Regions from separate parts of the Mus musculus genome. Here region 2 is linked to region 1. A link is a loop called in an ENCODE intact Hi-C map of the cell type or tissue named here. Cell type or tissue: heart. All regions are shown on one strand. Links, peaks and the distances in the headings refer to the core of each region. The heading gives the core; the rest is flanking DNA.

Region 1 (9,968 bases), core at 557-8,556:
CCTGAGTTCAATTCCCAGCAAACACGTGGCAACTCCCAACAGTCTGGTGCTATCTTCTGTTATATATGCAGACAAAGTACCCATATACATAAAATATATAAATAAATAAATCTTTTTGTTAAAAAAATGTATAAGGGAATATTATTTACTAACAAGCCCAAACTTATCTCGGGTTGGAACTGAAGGACGTTTTTGCTAAGTTAACTAAGTCAGGCATGGAAGGACAAACATTGCACATCCTTGTTTATATGTGGAAGACAAACTGGCACTCACAGAAATAGAAGCAAGAGCGGGTGACAATGCCGATGAGAGTGTGTGAGGGAGGGACAGAGAGAAGACGGTTGATGCACGCAGGGGTGCAGCTGGATAGCCCTGTAACTTTCAGTTTTCTACAGCACAGAAGCATGACCATGCTTAAAATGATCCCGTGCCACAAAATAGCTAATAGAGGATTTAAATGCTTGCAATATAAAGATGTGAGATGTCTGCATAGACCTGCCAATTTCTGGAGGTAGGTTTATACACACACACACACACAATGTGTAGCTAAACAAACTTCAGATGTGGTTACTGTTCTTACTAACAAAGGAAGTGTTTGTAATACTGCTGGGGACTTCACTCACCCAAGGACTCCAGGCTGCTGTAGGTCTCCAGCATCACGTCCCTGTAGAGCTTCCTCTGACTGTCATCCAGGTCCTGCCACTCATCCCAGGTGAAGTCCACAGACACATCCTCAAATGACACCAACCCCTGTAATGAGACATTTCTCCTCAACTCAAAATTTTGAGCCTAGCAAAAGACAAGACCCTGTCTACAAAACTCAAACATCCTCAGAAAGAGCCACATCTCTGAGCACCAGCACCATATAAGATGTGCCAACCAAGTTAAATGTCAAGAGAAAGATGAGGGTTCTGATGTCCTTATCATTTAGAAGTAAAAACACCTGAGACTCTCCAGTAAAGCATTTCCAATAGAAATCTTAATGAATTAAAACTGTACAAATATTAAACTCCACATGTGAAAATATTTATAAAAGGTGAGGGATATTCTAAAAAAAAATCAGTAAAGAGAGTACCATATTCATGGAATATAACTTTATAATCATAAAGACACTGACTCTCTGGAGATAAATAAACTAATTTGGTGCAATGGAAGCATCAAATTCATAAATGTATCTCAGAATTCTTATAGAGAACTGAAGAAGCAAAAATAGGGTGTGATTAGTTCTGGCTCTGTTTGCCCCAGTGCAGGTCCCTCCCTGCATTGGCAGCTCTGGGTTTCTATAATATACACTACATTTTCTGTTCTGCAGGATCCAGATAGCAGCTGACTCAGTGCCTGCCAAGGCTCCTCCCAGCTTGCTTATACAGGCAACCTCCCTGAGGTGTCCTCACACAGTGCAGTGAGTGAGGAAGATCTCCCTCCCTCTTCTTTTAAAGGCCATTAGTCCCATCAGGTCAGGGATTAGCATCCTTTTAACCAGTTACCTTCAATGAGCCCTATCTTAGATAAAGTGGCATTTGCTTTTAGTGGTCAGCCTGGCCATATAAATCTGTCCACAGCAAGCTTGCCATCCCTACCTCTGATGGAAAAAGTCAAATACCTACTTGTAGTCAATCCAAATGATCGGATTTACAATCTCCCACTTAGCTTGGCTTGACCAAAGAGCGTGTGCATGGGGACCACAGGAGAGGCTCAGATACAACTCCTCAGAGCCGCCTTCCCTCACACCAGGGAATCCCCAGCCTCCTTGCTCAGGGCCTCAGATCCCAGATCCCCCTCTTTAAATACCCATTGGTCCAGCAGATGGGGTCCTGGAGTAAGGACAGTGGGAGGTCAGTACCTGCCGCTCCACTTTCAGATGCCCCCTCTGTGGACTTCGTTCTTCTAACTATAGCAGTGGAGACACTAACACACATCTGAGTGTGTAGGGCTCATTCTGAGGAAATCTGTAATGACGTAAACGACAAAAACACAATCCCTACCTCCTCCTACGCAAGTGCAGGCCCCCCTGAGCCAAGAGGGAATCTGAAGAGGCCACATCTGACAACCCCAAAACAAACCATATAGTCTAGTCTTCCACAATCAAGACGTAACATCTTTCTTAAGATTTGGATTTTTTTTTAATATTTTTGAATATTCTGCTTTTGATATCAACTACTGGAATTGTTCAGCTTCATTTCTGGACTGTTCCTTTGTGTAGAGAAACACAGTTGATTTTATTTCTGACCCCTGTTATTTTGCTCAACTTTTTCATGGGTCCTATTTGTAATGAACGGAGTGCCAGCTCATCTCCAAACGCATGCGGTTATGACCCTCTTCCTTCCAATTTACATGACCCTTAGTCGTGCTGCCTAGGCTGCTGCCAAAGGTTGTGGAAAGTACCTCTAGGACAGTGACAACAGAGGCGGTGAGGATGGAGATGTCTTATTTCTAGTCTCAGGAAATAGAAATGCTGATTATTTTAATCAAGTGTGACATTAATTACAAGCACAATGTTGTATCTCTCCATCACATACAGAGGTCTAAGGACAAATTGTGGGACCTGGTTCTTTCCTCTCACCATAAGGGTCCTGGAGATCTAACTCAGGTCGTCAGGACTGAGTCCTTTACCCACTGATCCATCTGGACGGCACTCTTGTGGATTTTCAATTGTTGATTGCTATGGTGTGTTACACTAAATCATGTTTAAATAAAGAGTACATTGCATACTTATAATTTCATACCACTGTTTCTAGATAAGGCAAGGGAATAAGGAAGATAACACGCACATACATGACCTTCTCTAGTTCCCCATTTACCTTTACTGGTGCCTTGTGTTTTCTTGCTCTATTCCGCTGGGTCCGTCTCCAGTAACTGTAGGTGACTGGCCTCTTCTTGTAGCTTCTCTTACGCTTTCTAGTTTCAAGACATCGACTGGGGAGTTGACTCAAGGAGTTCTCCACACTGTCAGGCTGCAAGTTCCTCTATAAAGCAATGTTGGAGATGCCATGTGAGTGACTTAGAGCCACCTCTGTGCCGGACACACTGCAACCACACATGAACTAAAGCAAAATTCAAAGGAACAACACCCCACTCTCGTCTCCAGCAAAGGAGTCACTGTCATCTTGTGCTCTTGGCAAATGCAGTGCCCCCAGTACACAATTCAAACTTTCTGCTGTCATAAAAGTAAATGCTGGAAAATGCTTCAAAACAATTGTTAGACAATATCACAACACACCAAGTACTGACACAAGCTTTGCTATACCATTTACAGTATTTATAAAAACTTAAGTTTCTTCCTTCCACATGACATAGTATTAGAAAGACACTTCCAAGAGTATCAACTTGAAACTTATAGATTCCGTGGTATATAATGTAAATTATAGCTACAGACCAGTCAAAGAGGCAGGAATTCTGACTTGTTCTACTAACTGTTTTGAGTTCTATTTGAGATTTTACGATGTTAGGGGAAATGGGGATTTTAAATGGAGTTTGAAATTTTTCTGTGCCCCATTGTAAAGAAGGGCACAGATTCTTTTGATACCCACAGCCACACTTAGGACTAACTTCCTACAACTCTGCCCCACCAGTAATGCAGGGGTTAATCTACTCATGAGGCCAGAGTCATTGGAATGTCACCTTTGGAACGGCCCTCACACAGCCAAGAGTGTGTTTTTAATGTAGGCAGCAGTCAATCCCATCGAGCTGACAGTTGGTTACCAAGTACATACACTTCACAAATAGGTGTCTCCAGAGCCATAGGGAGCAGATACATCATTACGGCAAAGGACGTGAATCCAGTGTGGAAGAGAGAGACGCTGCACGTGCTCTCTCACTACACTCTCCACACAAGCCAGTACAGTAAGAGCCTTGCTGATAATGCGGAGGCCAGGAGATGCCCCAGCCCAGGCTCACGCCACACCTCAGGCTGCTCCAGCATCCAGGGCTGTCACTGCTTGACAGTGAGACACCGGACACAGCAGCTGTGGCACCGGAGTCTGGACCAAGAGAAGAGTGCGGCTGAGGACAAGTGTCCCTGCAGAGTCAGGGAGTGTGGCGGCTCAGCCACGTCAAGACCTAGGGAGACAGCCTGTGGGCTCAGCCCTGCATAGGCCTCGCAGAGCCGAACCGCCTGCACAGGGCAAAGCGGAGGAAACCGGAACCCTGCCGGTTCCTGCGGGCAGCACTCACCATGGCGCCCCCGTCCGCCTCCGGCAGCTGACTGGCCTGAGGCACCCGGACACCCCAGCTCAACTGACCGATCAAATGTAAAGATGGCGCGAGACAAAGCCCCCGCGAACTAGCGAACCCGCCAAGGCCCGCCCCTGTGCCCGGGCTGCGCTCCTGATTGGACCGCCCCTCAGTCCCCGCCCCATCATCGTGCCTTGATTGGCCACAGATAGCACCAATCGATGACTTGAGAAAGGCAGACTACCCCAAAAAGTGGCTGCTGCGAAATATTTTCAGTTTTGTTTTGTATTTTGTTTTTCAAGACAAACCCACGCTGGCCTCGAACTCATGGCAGTCCCTCTGCCTGGGCTCCAAAGCGCTGAGATTACATGAGTTGACCGCTATGCTCCCCTTGTCCGAAGGTAAAGCTCACTCCAGGTGGATGACGAGATTAGCATTTAGTTCATTATGTGAATTATGTCATGTGAATTATGAACTGTACATAGGAATATATTATTCACAAATGTAAAGAAAACGATGACAATTATTTTTAAATTTCAAATAACGTTTTCTTGTGTATGTATGTGTGTGTGTGTGTGTGTGTGTGTGTGTGTGTGTTTTGTCTTTGATCTTTGGCCCCAGAACTTTTGAATAGAGAAGCTGACAGAAATCAAATAGAAACTATCTGTTAACGAGAATGTCAAGTACAAATAAAATGTGACACACATTGTCATTTAAATTTTCCTGGAATTCACATTGAAAAATTAATCTGACTGTATTAATAGGAAATATAAGCCCCTCAAAGAGCACCCAGTGGCCAGGCCCTGCCCCTGAGGCCCTCCAACCACTAGGCTCCACCTACAAAACGTTCTATAGGCCAAAACTGCAGGTTAAGCTCCGCCCCATAAGAAAAAAAAAAAAAACCCTTAAGCTCAGAACTTCAAATCTCACCAACCCCTGAGCTTGCCCCAAGATCCGGACTTCAAATCCCACCAATCCTCATCCTGGAAAGCTCTGTGCCCGCCCCCTTCCCCAAGAAACCCCTTAAAAAGTCCACCTCCAGCTCCGTTGCTCCTTGCTACTTCTTTCCAGAGCAGAGGCAGCTACCTACTTGTGTTTTGTCCGAATAAATCTCTTGTTGTGAGGTTTGTTGTGTGGTGTGACTTTGTGCTGTTCTTTGGCTCCCATCTGCCAGGACACTTTTCCCCTCGGAACTGTAACATTTATGGTGTCCTGACCTGAAGAGGCTCCTCCTCCTGTCTGTGCACCCCCTTGGGGTCTGAGCCATATTGGGACCCATCCTTCACCTCCAGTCCATCTGCAGCAGACTGGCGTTCTGACTCACGGATAGCTCAGCGCCTCCCCTCTCAGCCCCCCAGGCCCCATCCACCAGCGGCATTAGGTAAATTTCCCATTCGGTCAGTTCAAACACTTCCCTGAGTCTGCGGAAGTGGCTATTGAGTTATTTGGCGCCCCTCTGGTACTCTTGGAGGCAGAGGTACCCCCCCACACCCCCAGCCACGGTCTTTGAGGCTACGGCTGGCTCTCTTCACCTGCCCCCTCCTCCTGAGAGCTACAATCTTGCAGTGTTTAGGCCCACAGGAGCTATTGGGCCCCTTCCTGTCTTCTTTCCCTACCTTTCCTTCAGAGCTGATCATAAATACACAGCCCCTCTAGGGCCTCGTAGCTTTTGTGACCCTGCTTCTGATTCTTCCCTGTGGATGAGACAACTCCCCTCCCCTCCCTCTAGAGTTTAGTTCTCATCCTCACCTTTGGGCTGCTACAACAGCCCTGGTACTAAGTCTCTCCTCAGGTTTCGCCAGGCTAAGCCCCTGGCCCCTGTTGGATGTGCTGACAACCCACTTAACGACTTGGTCCTCCTGGCTTGTGTCTTCCTCTGGTCCTCCCTGAATCCTGGGGATGCTTGTGACTACAGACTACGGTGACATTTTTCCTTCCTACCCCCTCTCTTATCCATGGGAGCAGTATCGTTCGTACCCTCTCATTCCCCCTCAGCACCCGAACTGAAAAGCCCTAAACTTGTGCACCTTTGCAGTAAAACTTGACCTCGATACCCTATCTATAATCTATCAAAATGGTCACCTGATAGCACCCCAGATGCCGATATTATTCGATATCCACAACTGCTGTGAGCAATCAAGGAAATAGAGAGAGAGATTCTCTCTGTCCAAGATTTCTCTCGCCTCCACTCCAAGCCTTCTCTCTGTTCTTCCGGTTCCCCAACTCAGCTCCTTCTAGCTATGAAGTCTGGACAAGATGATGCCTTAACTACTTTTGATGCAGCTAATGTGCCTGCCCGCAATCAGTCTCTACCCACAGCTCCCTCTCCTTCATCCCTTTCGGTTTCCCTTTCTCCTCTCCCAGTGACAGGTCATTTGGGGCAGTGGGCTGCTCACAGACAGCCTGGTCTCCAAAGGTCTGGAACCCAGGAACCCTATGGGTGGTGATTTCTACCTACATGGGACAGAAGATGTTCGATCATGTCTCCTGCGCCCCTGGCTCCCGTAGAAGTTACCGCCCCAGCAACCCCACTCATGAGAGGTGTGTGGCCATCAGTCACATAGGAACAGCACCAAGCCTTCCCACGTGCAAATAAGTTTCCCCCAAACTTCAGTCCAAGCCAATGAGAGGTACCTATGGTCGAACCCTGAATCACCCCCAACTGTATATAAATTTATCCAGGGAATTAAAGGTGTGCTGCAACACTTGGGAAGAGATCTGCTCTCCGGAAGTGCTGCCTGAGGTTCCAACGCACTCCTCACTGGATATTCGGCTTCTCATCGGTCCAGCCTGACCTGACTCAGTGCAGGGCGGCTCGGGGTTACTGAGTGGCCTGGAGGCATGGCTGAGACTTCGTCTCCCTGCCTGCACTTGCTTCCCTTCGCCAGAACCCTCGCACCAGGCCTGGCCAGAGGTCTCCATTGAAAACCTCTGGTGGTGCTGGTGAGATGGCTCAGTGGGTAAGAGCACCTGTCTGCTCTTCCGAAGGTCCGAAGTTCAAATCCCAGCAACCACATGGTGGCTCACAACCATCCGTAACAAGATCTGACTCCCTCTTCTGGTGTGTCTGAAGTCAGCTACAGTGTACCTACATATAATAAGTAAATCAATAAATAAAATTTAAAAAAAAAAAAAAAACCTCTGGTACTCAGGCCCACAAGGTCACCCAAATCAACCTTTCCTGGCACCACTTTCAGGCCACCAGCAGCCCCAAGTCCTCCCGCTGCTCGTTCCTGCTCCACCACGGCACTCCCTCTATGTTCATCTTCCCACCCTAACCTGGCCACAGTTCTCCTTCCAGGGTGAGGTCGCCAGGGTTGTACCCATCCCTTTCTTAAGTGATCTCTCAGAAAAGAGGCTTGGGTCTTATACTACTAACTCTTCCACTTTGATTAAAGACTTCCACTATATCACCCAATTTTACAGTCTCACCTTCGAAGACATTCACAATATTCTGACCAGCAGCCCTCTCCTTGAAGAGCTTAGGCAAGTCTGGGAACCGGCTACTGCTCGACAAAAGCCATCAAACTAACACTAACCACCCAAATGGGGCTGGGGCCAGTTCCTGACCAGAATCCCAAATAAAACTATAACACTCCAGGGGGCATTTGAGCTAGAGGGCAGTTTATAACTTGCCTCCTGGCTGGTCTCCATAAGGCTATCCTAAAAGGGGTAAATTCTGAGAAAACCCAAGAAGTCATCCAGCACTAACACAAACGCCCACCTCAATTCCTGGACCGCCTTACAGAGGACCTCCTACAATACACAAATCTGGACCCTGAGACCCCCAGTGGGGAACTACTCCTTATGACCTACTTCTCTCAGAGTTTCCCTGACATTAGGGACAAACTTAAAAACCTAGACTCATAGCCGGGCGTGGTGGCACACGCCTTTAATCCCAGCACTTGGGAGGCAGAGGCAGGCGGATTTCTGAGTTCGAGGCCAACCTGGTCTACAAAGTGAGCTCCAGGACAGCCAGAGCTATAAAGAGAAACCCTGTCTCGAAAAACCAAAAAAAAAAAACAAAAAACAAAAACAAAAACAAAAACAAAACAAAACAAAAAAAACCTAGACTCCACAGACAGAAGTTTTAGCCATGCCCTTTAAGGTGTACCACAAGAAAAAAAATTTTTTTAAAGCCCCAAAACAAAACTACCTGAGGGCAGCTAAGGCCTTTCAGCCAGCCATAGCAGCTGCCTCCTCACTTTCAAAAGCCCGGAAACCTCCAGGTCCCTGTTTCAAATGTGGTGAGAAAGGTCAAGGGGCCTAGGCCTGCCTGAGCTCTTGTAAACCACCTTGACCATGGCCAAGGTGCCATTAAAAGGGATATTGGGCTGTTGACTGCCCCCATGTCCCTCACATCATGAGGACATCAGGTCTAAATCGCCCTCTAGCTGACCTCTTAGACCTGATGAAGGAGGAGGCCTGGACTCCCTTGGCTGAATCACCATCATCTTCTGCAGGAAGCCCCGGGTAGTCATCATAGAATTAGGGCAACACATCTCCTTCCTCCTGGACACCAGGGTCACCTACTCAGTCCTGAGTTTGGGGAACCCACCTCTCTTGCTCTCCTATTGTCAGGGTTAGAAGGAAAGTCTTACTAACCTCTCCAAACCCCACCACTTAGTTGTATCTTTAAGGGGTAGTCCCCTTACCCACTCCTTCCTAGTGGTACCAACCTGTTCTGCCTCCTTACTGGGAAGAGACCTCTAAGCCAAAGTCGGAGCCTCTAGTTTCTTCCCTCCCAATGCACCTGACCCCAGACTTGCCTCTTCTTCCTCCTCCTCTTCCTCTTCCTCCTCCTCCTCTGCTTTCTCCTCCTCTAAACCACACAGCCTGACACACCTTTTCCCTTATCAACTTCTCAGATGGATCCCTGGAGATGGAGCACCCAAAACCCCTTTATAGCCAAACATCCAAAGCCCACTGATTATATCACCTAGGCTATATACCTTCCCTCTCCCTCTCCCTCTCCCTCTCCCTCTCCCTCTCCCTCTCCCTCTCCCTCTCCCTCTCCCTCTCCCTCTCCCTCTTCCTCACCTACTCCCTCTCCCTCCAAAGCCTTATGGGGCTTAAGCCACTCATCTCTGACCTCTTGAGAATCCTCTGGGTCCCACTTCTTCCCTCTTCAGCCCCCCCCCATATGAGAATGGCCAGTCTCAATAAAGATGACTTCAGTCCCCATGTCCCCATCCAGTCCCTGCCATAAGTCTTAAGAGGCCAGTTGGCAGGTCAGGACAGAGTCCCTCCAAGCACCACCAGCACTCTCAGGAATCCATTTCACAGCTCCTTAAATCTGTGTTCCCTCTGCTCCCTCCATACCTGCATCTCATTACTCTTAGGTGTGAGGCAATGACTCAAACCTAGAAGCCAGGCCCACGCTAGCTTTTGATGAGTGTTGATGGATGGGCACTCTGACACTCTGGGTTAAGCTCAGCAAGAGCTGAGAAAGACTCTGTCACCCTCAATCCACACCAGCATCTTTGTGACTGTCAGGTAGGTCGTTAGGGGATATACTAACTGTTCTCTAGTTTCCATCAATTAGAGACTAGAGGTGTCACCAGGTAACCTCTGAAGACCACAGCAGAGACTCCCCCTCTAAACTCTCAGCCGTAGACTCCGTATTCCTCAGTGAGGAAAACAAAAAGAACTTGATTCATGATTTGATTGTTCTTGCTCTGTTACTGTACCAGAATACAGAGTTTGGAGTAAACCGAATCCCTGTTCCTAGGCCCATGGTCACTGATATTTGGCTCCAGAATAAACTATTTTCTTTCCCTTTGAGGTAAAAGCTG
Region 2 (9,968 bases), core at 1,257-9,256, 58 kb before region 1:
CTATTTGCTTTCAGCCTTCCTATGCCTCCCTTATCCAAGCTCCCTGGGCTTAATTCATTCTCCCCAATTCCACTCACATAGTCTGCTTCATCGACTTAGTTTTCTGATAAAAGCCATACATCCATAGTCAACCTGGACCTGCACACACATGTCCTGAGCCTGCCTATTATTTTTGTCCCCTCCCTCAGCTGTGTGCGGCACTGCATCTGAACACAATCTGAGCAGACATGGCCAATCACACAAGAGTGACTCACTTCATCCTCAGGGGCTTCTCAGATGTCCCACAGCTGAGATTGGTGCTCATCCCATTTTTCTTGCTCTTTTACACTTTCGGCATCCTGGGGAACTTCTCCATCATCACGGCTGTGATAAGAGACAGTCGGCTCCACTCTCCCATGTACTTCTTCCTGAAGAATCTGTCTTTCCTGGACATTTGCTACACCTCAGCCACCATCCCCAAGGCAGTGGTGATATCCCTCACAGGCTCAGGGGTCATCTCCTATCAAGAGTGTGTAGCACAGCTCTACATGTTTATCACACTGTGTGGTACTGAATGCTTTCTGCTCACGGCCATGGCTTATGACCGGTGCCTGGCCATCCTCAGACCACTGATCTATGGAACCATCATGAGCCACAAATATTGTTCTGCATTGGTGGTCACTGCCTGGGTGGGTGGGGCTATCTACTCAGCCTTCCATACATTTAACACCTTCTCCCTCCCCTACTGTGGACCCAATGTTGTTGATCACTTCTTCTGTGACATGCCACCAGTCATGAGACTGTCCTGCACTGATTACCATCTCAATGAGGAGGTGGGCTTTGCTGTCATTGGCTGCATTATCATGAGCTCCTTCGCCCTCACAGTGGTCTCCTATATTGGCATTGTGGCCACAGTTCTTCACATCCCCTCAGTAGAAGGCAGGTGGAAAGCCTTTTCTACCTGCTCCTCTCACCTGACCACGGTCATCTTGTTTTATGGAACTGGAAGCTTTGTGTATCTGAGGCCTGCCTCTCAGTACTCCCCGACCCTGGATCCCCTGGCATCTATTTTCTACTCTGTAGTCACACCATCTCTTAATCCAGTTATCTATTGTCTGAGGAACAAAGATATGAAGTTTGCTCTACAGAAACTTTACTGTGGGAGAAAGTATTGAGACATTGAAGCCTACAGTGTGTGGCTCTGAAGGCTGTTGTTGGGTCCAAGTGTTTCATTCACAAGCACCCTTTTCCCCTCCTGGGACCCTTGACATTGCTCATAAAACCAGTACCAGAGCATGCCAGAAGCCACCACAGTCCCTGCAGTGACATTTTATCTCCAATGTATTCTATACCTTCTTTGGACCTCCATTGGCACCTAGACCCATGTGCACTTACCTACATATAGATTATGATATACATAGAAACGTTAAAAAAAATGAGTCTCAGCTCAGAATATTCTAAAATAACCAAAATGAATGACTTACATCACATGAAAAATTTATACCTAGATAGATTCTTGAGATAGAAATATGAGGAAAAAAATTGTCAGCCACCAGAGTTGTCTGATCTATATTCAGTTGACGAACCTATTTGCTAGATCGTGTTCAACTGACCTGCTTTCTAGATACCCAGTTTTATACTACATGGTGGCCTAGACAGTCACTCTCTCCTTCTCGTCTCTGTTTGCAGAACCTGGATTTGTACACAAGGAGATGTCCAGCCAGCTGGGGCTGATTGGCACCCTCATCCCAGGCTCTGGAGCTATGGCAGAACTCTCAGGAGCACTGTGTGTACTGAGTGAGTGGCAAGTCCCCTTGTGGAACAGACTTGCTCTCCATAACCACATCCTGTGTCTCTGCCTCTCTTTTGCTGTGAATACCATACACCTGTTGGATTTCCACTGGAGGTCTTTGCCGACCCAGAAGAGGGAGTGTCCTATGTCAGTGCTAAGCCTTGTCACCACGATTCTCAGATGTGCCTTGTGGGTTTTGCACACTTCAGGAACAGCCATTCTCACTGCCAATCTCACTGTCTCCCAACAGGCTCACCAATGTGATTTTTTTCCTCATAGATATTTGTCTCCTGGCTCTGGGCTTTGCCTTTGGGTGTATGTATTTATAGTTGGAATCTGTCCTTCTGTTTTCAGTGAAATACTTCAATTCCTTTCTAATTAAAAATTCACTCAAATCAGCCTTTTCCCATACACTGCTAGGATTGCTCTTTTGCTGTTGTTTTTGGTTTAATTCTCTTTTCCTTAATTTATTTTTATTTTATGAGAATGTGTGTTTTGCCTCCATACGTGTCCATGCACTATTTTTTGCCTTGGGTCAGTGGAGATCAGAAGACAGCCTCAGTTCCTGGAGATGAAGTTACAGATGCTTGTGACGCTCCGTGTAAGTGCTGCAAATCAATCTACCCTCCTTTGGGAGAGCAGCTGATGCTCTCGCCCATCTCTCTGGGCTCTTGGTTCTCATTATAACACAGGACTTCAAATATCCCAGGAGCCTCAAACTCAGTATGTAGTCAAGAATGAACTTGAACTTTTTTCCTGCTTCAGCTTTCAAAGTGTGGTGCTCATTGGGAGGACTCACAAGAGTGTCCTGCTCAGAAGGAAGGCTGGGTTCTGATTCTTAATTTGTGACAATCATGGCACTCCAGATCAGGATCTTCGGTTCTTTATTATAGTTTGTTTCTCAAAACTGAAAATAGTGTTGGACACTGAATCTCAACTCAAACATCTAAAATCTTACATTTAAAATAAATGAAAATTAACTTTCTTCTCATACGAGATTTGACCATAATTTGTGATGTTAAATAACCATAGTGTGTGGCCATTTCCCTGTCTTAGATTGCTATCACATTATACAGAAATAAACATGCTTTCCCAGGTAGTCAATCTGACAGAATCAAATCGACATGGAGAATGTGAAGGCACACAATTCATTACTAGTGCTTCCTGGTTGGTGATGTTTTCTCTAATTTGGAGGAAGTGGGATGGATATTCTCTTATGTGTCTGTATTACACACAAAGTGGCCCTAGAGTGTTGTTTTAAAATTGGCCTAAGTTATTTTTTTAAGAAAAGAAGCATTTTGAAAACTCAAGAACACGTATAACTGATGTGCTAAAAGAAAAGAACAAAAGAAAAAATGGAAGACAAAAGGAGAAGTGGAAAATCATTATGAAACATTTACAAATATGATAGTTAAACCTAATTTGGTCAATAATTATTTTAAGTATAAATTATCGAAATAGACTGTTAAAAGACAGAGTAGCTGTACAATATTGATCATGCCCTTAATCCTAGCATTTTGGAGGCAAGGACAGGTAGACCTCTGTGAATTTGGGATTTAGCCTGGTCTAATAGTATGTTCTAGGGCACCCAGGACTACAGAATAATACCCTGCCATATATATATATTAGTTTTTCAAAGATGCAATTATTTTCTATCTATCCATTTAAATAAATATATAAATACACACAAACTAAAAGTTGAGGAATTGAGGAATGTGTGGGCTCGCAAGAAGGCTCAGATGGTAAATACCTCCATCCACCGATACACACACTCACACACATGCAAACATGCATTCACTCATGCATGCACACCATACACACATACATGCCAACCAGAAAAACAGCAGAAACACAGTGAGACACTATCAGACTCACTTTTCGAGAAAAAACATACAAGGATACAGATTCTCCCATGATCACATCTGATGTCATTTGTTGTCCTTGTTTTTCTTCGCTTATGTGGTCTAGAGGAACATATCAACTTAGACCCATTCCTTATCAAATCCCTGCCCCAGAAGCAAACATTGAGATTGTCTCAATGCTTAAAGAACCATATCTCAGGTAGACATACAAACTTTCTACCTCAAATAAGCCACAAGAAGCTTTGTTCTAACTAGCCTACTCACTGCCTTCCCCCTTGGAGAAGTGGCCCCCACCTTTCAATGATACATTTTGTATCACAATTTTATGAATGGATAAGATGGCTAGGATACAGGCAGGTTGTTTAGATTGTAGATCCATGTGTCATGACCCTGAAACTAAGATGTATTTTGAGCATTCTTTTTGTACCTCTACTCCTACCCTTCCCAGGCTTGGGTACAGATCCTTGCATTCCCATTGAACCTTGTCACACATGGACTATGAGGTGATCTGATAATGTAAGGATGGTGCTCAGAATGTGAAGTGGATCACAGAAGCCCACAAGGGCTGTGCCTGGTCCTGCACCACGGCTCAAACACTAGAAACAGCCTGTTCCATGTGGAGACATCTGTCACTCTGAGGGAAAGTTCTACAGAACTGCATCTTCATTCACTAGTGTCTTAGTCAGGGTTTCCATGACTGTGAAGAGACACCAGGACCATGGCAATGCTTTTAGAGGAAAACATTTCATTGAGGCTCATTTACACTTTTCAGAGGTTTAGTCCATTATCATCATGGTGGAAAGCATGGCGGCATGCAGGTAGACATGGTGCTGGAGAAGAAGCTGAGCATTTTCCATCTTGCTCCTCAGACAGGAAAAGGAGACTGCCACACTAGGCCTAGCTTGAGCATAGGAGACCACAAAGCCCATCTCCACAGTGACATACTTCCTCCAACAAGGTCACACCTACTCTAATAAGGACCCAAGAGTGCCACTCCCCATGGCCAAGCATTCACACACACTAGTCGATGTGCGCCATTCCTGTTCATACCACTGCTACTAGAAACACTGTCTTCAGACAGGAAAAAGAAGGGAAGACAGGGTTCAGCAGCAGGTGAGCTCCCTTCTCTTACACTCTTTTGATCAAATCCATAATTATTTCACTTTATAAAAATGAACATATTCCCAGCTCCCACATGGCAGCCCTCAACCATCTGTTAAGTCAGACATCTCTTCTCACCTCCAAGGCTTGTGCACTACACAGTGTGCATACACATACAAGTAAATACTTTTTAAAATAATTGTTAAAATTAGGCAAAACATTTTGCCTACATGTAAGCTGAAATGGATGCAGGACATAGACATGTTTAATGAAAACACTGGAACTGGACATCTCTATGCACAAGCAAGGAAGGCCAGACTCAGAAGAACAAATGTTGCATGATTTCTCTCGGAAGTGAAAACTCGGTTTTATTTGTGTGCTTTGTGTCAGAGTACAGTGTGTGTGTGTGTGTGTGTGTGTGTGTGTGTGTGTGTGTTTATGAAAGACAGATAGCACTGGATTCTCTGGAAGTGCCATTATATTAGCTTTTAAGCTCTCCCATGTAGATTCTGGGCTGGTCGTCTGAAGGCTCAGCAAGTGTTTCTAGGTATTGAAAATAGAGGGAAATGTTTACAAAGAGTAACAGAAGTTTGTCAAGAGAAAAGCAGAACAAATAAGAGAAATGGGGGTGATGTGACTTTGTTCAAATATATTATATCTGAATGAAACTGCTATGGAGATACTTTGAACAACAAATAAACTTTAAGGTATATGTTATAAGAAAGAATACAGTGGATATTACCTTTTTGAGGAAAAGTTCTATATGGTTTTATGTGTATGATATAAAATATAAACTGGCCAAATTGGGGCTAAGTGTGTATGCTAATGGGAAAACTTTAATATCATCAAATCCCAGGAAAATGCAAATTAAAACCACAATAAGATGCCACTTGTATGAGTGATCCTATCAGAACAGTAACAGAAAAGTTGACATTGTTGTTGAGAATGTGTGTAGATGAGAAACATAAAATGGATGGATGGATGGATGGATGGATAGATGGATGGATGGATGTCTGTTATGGAAGATGTGAAGGTTCCTCAAAAAGATTAAAATGCAACTACTGTAACAACCAACACTTCCAATTCTGAACATATAATTAAAAGGGTCCAGGTCAGTGTGCTATTGATTTCTGCATGTAATAGTTATTGTAGGACTATTCATAGGAGTCAAGGTATGGAAATTATTCATCCATAGGTGTAGGGGGAAAATGTGACTATCCACAATAAAATGCATACCAAAAATAGGAAACTCTGTCACTTTGGACAACACAGATTAACCTGAAGGAGCTCATACTAAGTGGAATAGCCAGATAAAGAAACCTGCTTAATGATGTCACCGAATGAAATGGATAAAGTCGAAGTTACAGAATAAAGTGGTAATTAGAACCCGCCAGTCAGCCTTGTTTTACCAACGATTGGTTAGGTGTACTGTCACTCAAAGGATTCTATCCAATCATAACTAAGGGTCTGGATCTGCCCAATCAGGCTCATGCTCCGCAGTGGGGTGTGTTATCCCGATTTGTCTTGGGCTCCGCCATCCTTGTTGCTTCCGGTTTCCGCCGAGGTCCGCCCCTGGCTATTTGGTTCTACGCTGTATTTCGGTGAAAGGCACCGGGAGGCTGACATCTGGCACCGAGGTGAGTGCAGCTTCTGGGGAATCGGCAGGAGCAGGCTGCGGTCGGCCCTTATCCCCTCGGCTGTTATGCGTGCAGACAGTGCGAGGCTGGGAACCTGCGCGGGTCTGAGCTTACCGCCTGTCTCTCTCCATGAAGCTGTGCTCAGCCTGGTCCTGCCCCAGGGCCCCCTAATTGGGCCCTGATTCCTGCATCCATCTCCTGTGGCTCCTGAACTTACCTCTCCCTCCACCGGGTGATCAAGTGTGTGTCCCCACGCTGCAGTTCATAAGGACTTTGCACACTGTCACTGTCATCTTTTATTGTGAGGGCTTCATCAGAGAGGAAGGCAGGCATTTGAGAAGTCAGTCCTTTGACCAATTGACGAGGGTTGGAGAAGCTGGGGGGCGGGGTGGGGGGGGCTGAGAAGGAAGCGATAGCTGGAACCCTACCTAGGTGAGGGGCTTCTGACTTTTGGGGTGCTAATCAGCTGGACCACAGTTAACACAGACATAGCCATTACTGCGTACTTGCTTCATCATCAAGAGCATCTCTACTCCTCCGTGGCAGTGGGGACCTGTTGTGTCTGGAGGGAAAAGCTATGACACAGCAATAGCTCATGGAGGAACACATCTGTCTTCCTGTGGTTTCAGCTCCTTTGGAGCCTATGGTAGTTTTACTTCGAGTGTTCAGAAGAGCCTTACTACTCTTTTTTTTAAAACGGCGTAGAGGCAAACTGTAGAAAAAGTGGTCGACTCAGCCAGTTCCCCTGAGAAAACTCGTTTTAAAAACTGTACAGGTCACATCTATTGTAGCTGCACTGATGAGAGCAAGGGAATTTGTGGGAGGGAGCTACACCAAGGCCTGACAGCTGGGAGACCAGCCATGGCGAAGCATCACTCCTGAAGTCCTGCAGTAAATACACACTCAGTGTTCAGTTTTTCTGATGTAGTCTTGGGAGAAAACCATCCTGATTGGATGAGACATTTTTCCTACAAAATTTAAATATGTCAAACTAGTTTTCTGAGTGTTACTCAGTATGCTAATGGTGTAGTAAGTACCATGTGTGTTTGTACTAAACTGTACCTCACTGACAGGAAGCTAAGCAGTGTGGCTTAAGTATTTTTCTATAGTTTAATTTCCGTGACTCAGTAATGTTCATTAAACACCCATCCTTAAAACATTGCATGATTTATTTCAGAATAACTAAGTTGTTCTGAAATGACAAGCAGCAAATATTTCCATCACCCTGTGCATAACTGATGATTCTCCACCGTTTAATAAAATGAATGGTACTCCTTCAGCAATATTGTGGCAGTTTTTGTTGTCTTGTAGCTTTTCACCCTTGGTGACTGTCTTTGCACACTGGAATTATCTAGTGAGTTGTTCTCTGTTGGCCTTCTCTTCCAGCTGTGGTTTGATGGTCCTCTCAGATCTGAAAGAGTTAAGACAATGGATACATCTGAGGTACGTTGTATAGTTATGTCTTGTTTTACATTGTGTCTTAGGACTTTTGACAATTGGAAGGGAAGAATAAAGTTAATGTAAGATAGAGACCTGCAGATGATAGCACTGGATATGTTGACAGAGCCACATTTTGGAGAACGATAGAGTCACATGCAGATGGGTCTCTGTTTCCCCTGACATGGTGACACAGATCTGTCTTAGGGTTTAGGTTGACTCAAAGAGAAGGTGCCAACTTGACATGTTCTGTGACGTCTAAGTAGGCTCCATGGACGTGCGTGATGTGGCTGGAGCTTCATTCCCAGCCTGGAGACAAACACAGCATTCCACAGTGTCAGTTCACGAGTGCTGGGACTCAGAGCTGTTTAAAGGACTTTCCTTTGCTGGTTAAAGTTGTATAGTTCCAGACAGCTTCTGGGAGACGCCGCCTATGTCAGATGAGGCCCAGAATATATGGAGACATTGTCCTGCAGGGCCTCCATTTCTTCCCCTGCATTTTTCTCTGCTTGTGTGTATATGCAGATCGTGACAGTGTCCATGCATGTTTTAGTAATAACTTGTCTTTACCGTTTACATTTTTTTTCCTACTCACTGGACTCTTGGTTCAGATTCTCAACACCTCATCACAGTTGAATGAGAACACTTCTCTGCCAGCTGCCTTACTTAACGTCTTCCGCCATGCTGCAAAGTTCCGCCCGTCGTCTTCTCTCCCCCCCACCCCCCCAAGGTCTGCGTTTTGGTTTCTGCCCGGGAGTGACTGCTGCTTTCTTCACCTCTGTTCTGACTTCTTTTTCTCCTTATCATAGCTTAGCTTATGCCTTTGTTCCACTCAGTTCCCCCACTCATTCCATCTGAGAGGGCTTCTGGGGTCCAGCACTTTGGTTGGAGTTTGGTAACTATGTCTCTGTAGTGTTGACCCCTCGATCAGCTTTCAGATCATATGTTGATCTGCAAAGTCAAGCCCCCCCTTGTCAAAACAGAAATCACATCCTCCAGTGGTTCCTTGGATATGGTCTTAGTACCAGCCTACCTGTGTCCTTGATGACTGCACTGAAAGGGGGATTGTTTTTTCTGGACCCTTCTCTTTTACTCCCTTCCCAGCTTTCCCTCCTCTGCTCCCTGAGGTCTAACGTTATTTGCTGCAATCCAGCTGGCTTTGTTTGTTGTTCATTCTTGAGCCAGTGGCAGCCTGTGATGAGTGAATGGGGAGGGAGCATGGTTGCCTAGAGACAAATGGGTACTTTCTTACTCACATTGGAACTTCCCATCTCTACCAGACTGGAAGGGAAGGTCTGTTTCCTCACTGGTGATGCCCAGTGCTGATGAGCCATACTGCCAACAGGCAGGCATGGTGAAGGACTTGAGATGAGAAAACAGAAGGCAGTGGGTCACCATTTAATTATAGAGTCATGAGAACGCTCCACAGAGCATAAGGGAAACAGAAGCACAGATCTGAACAGTGTACATAGCTTGTTCATGAATTCCACTTCACTGCTTCCATGGAGTTTGTAGGTCATGCAAAATCTATTCCTTGCTCAAAAGTGTCTGGACATAATTTTTTTAAACACAGGAAACATGAACAAGTAAATTTCAGCCCCTCCATGGTTGGGACAAGATTCTCTACAGGCTCAACAAGTTCCCTGCCGTTTCCCATAGACAGAAGCCAGAGTCTAGGAATCAGCAGGCAGAGGCGAGAAGAGTACCGTGCACTCTTGCCTGCACTGGCCCAACCTACACAGTAGTTCAGGCTCATAGTCAGTAGCTTAGAAGGAACACTGGACTCAAAACTTGAGACCAAACACACTTGGGAACAGGAGGGTTGACACGCTGTCTGGATGGTAGAAAGAGATAAAGGTAATTGTGTCTCCTATTAAATGTCATCAGAGGACTCTATACGTAAAGTACTTAGCAGTGTGGCCTTTTTAAAGACATGGCCTCACTATGGAACCCTAGTTGGCCTGGACCTTGCACTGTAAACCATGCTGGTCTTGAACTCACAAACCACTTACCTCTGCTTCCCAGATGCTGGGCATACATGTGTGCACCACCACACCCAGCTGCTGGGACCATTGTTCATTTCCCTTCCCCATGACCTCACGCTCCACGGGCCTAGCTGACTTGTATTGAGAAGGAGCCACAACCTTGAGTCTGCTCAGC

The links. A loop is a pair of places that touch in the nucleus more often than their neighbours do. Peaks named below come from ENCODE experiments on the same cell type or tissue, not always from the same donor. Only the 100,000 strongest peaks of a DNase experiment are listed, where the experiment ranks them.
Region 2: it touches region 1 in a loop (2.4-fold over the local background); 2 of 42 quality-filtered maps call a loop at or near these places.

Annotation. Positions count from the first base shown.
Region 1 is chr11:58,899,942-58,909,909 of GRCm38, forward strand. It overlaps Zfp39 (zinc finger protein 39), which reads right to left and starts at 4,284. Exons shown (of 5, transcript NM_011758.2): 1 at 4,174-4,284; 2 at 2,802-2,966; 3 at 624-750. The coding sequence starts at 4,176. Gm12257 (a long non-coding RNA gene) reads left to right here and starts at 4,405. Exons shown (of 4, transcript XR_879896.2): 1 at 4,405-4,574; 2 at 5,348-5,554; 3 at 5,966-6,714; 4 at 6,856-7,131. In heart, for the core only: a CTCF peak has its summit at 4,168; DNase peaks (open chromatin) are centred at 4,260, 5,120 and 5,530; H3K4me3 peaks cover 2,054 bases; H3K27ac peaks cover 1,233 bases.
Region 2 is chr11:58,840,889-58,850,856 of GRCm38, forward strand. It overlaps Gm12258 (predicted gene 12258), which reads left to right and starts at 6,274. Exons shown (of 5, transcript NM_001372581.1): 1 at 6,274-6,371; 2 at 7,758-7,814. The coding sequence starts at 7,800. Olfr311 (olfactory receptor 311) reads left to right here and starts at 228. Exons shown (of 1, transcript NM_146537.2): 1 at 228-1,154. The coding sequence starts at 228. The coding sequence ends at 1,154. In heart, for the core only: no CTCF peak of the experiment used is centred there; a DNase peak (open chromatin) is centred at 6,233; H3K4me3 peaks cover 1,465 bases; H3K27ac peaks cover 755 bases.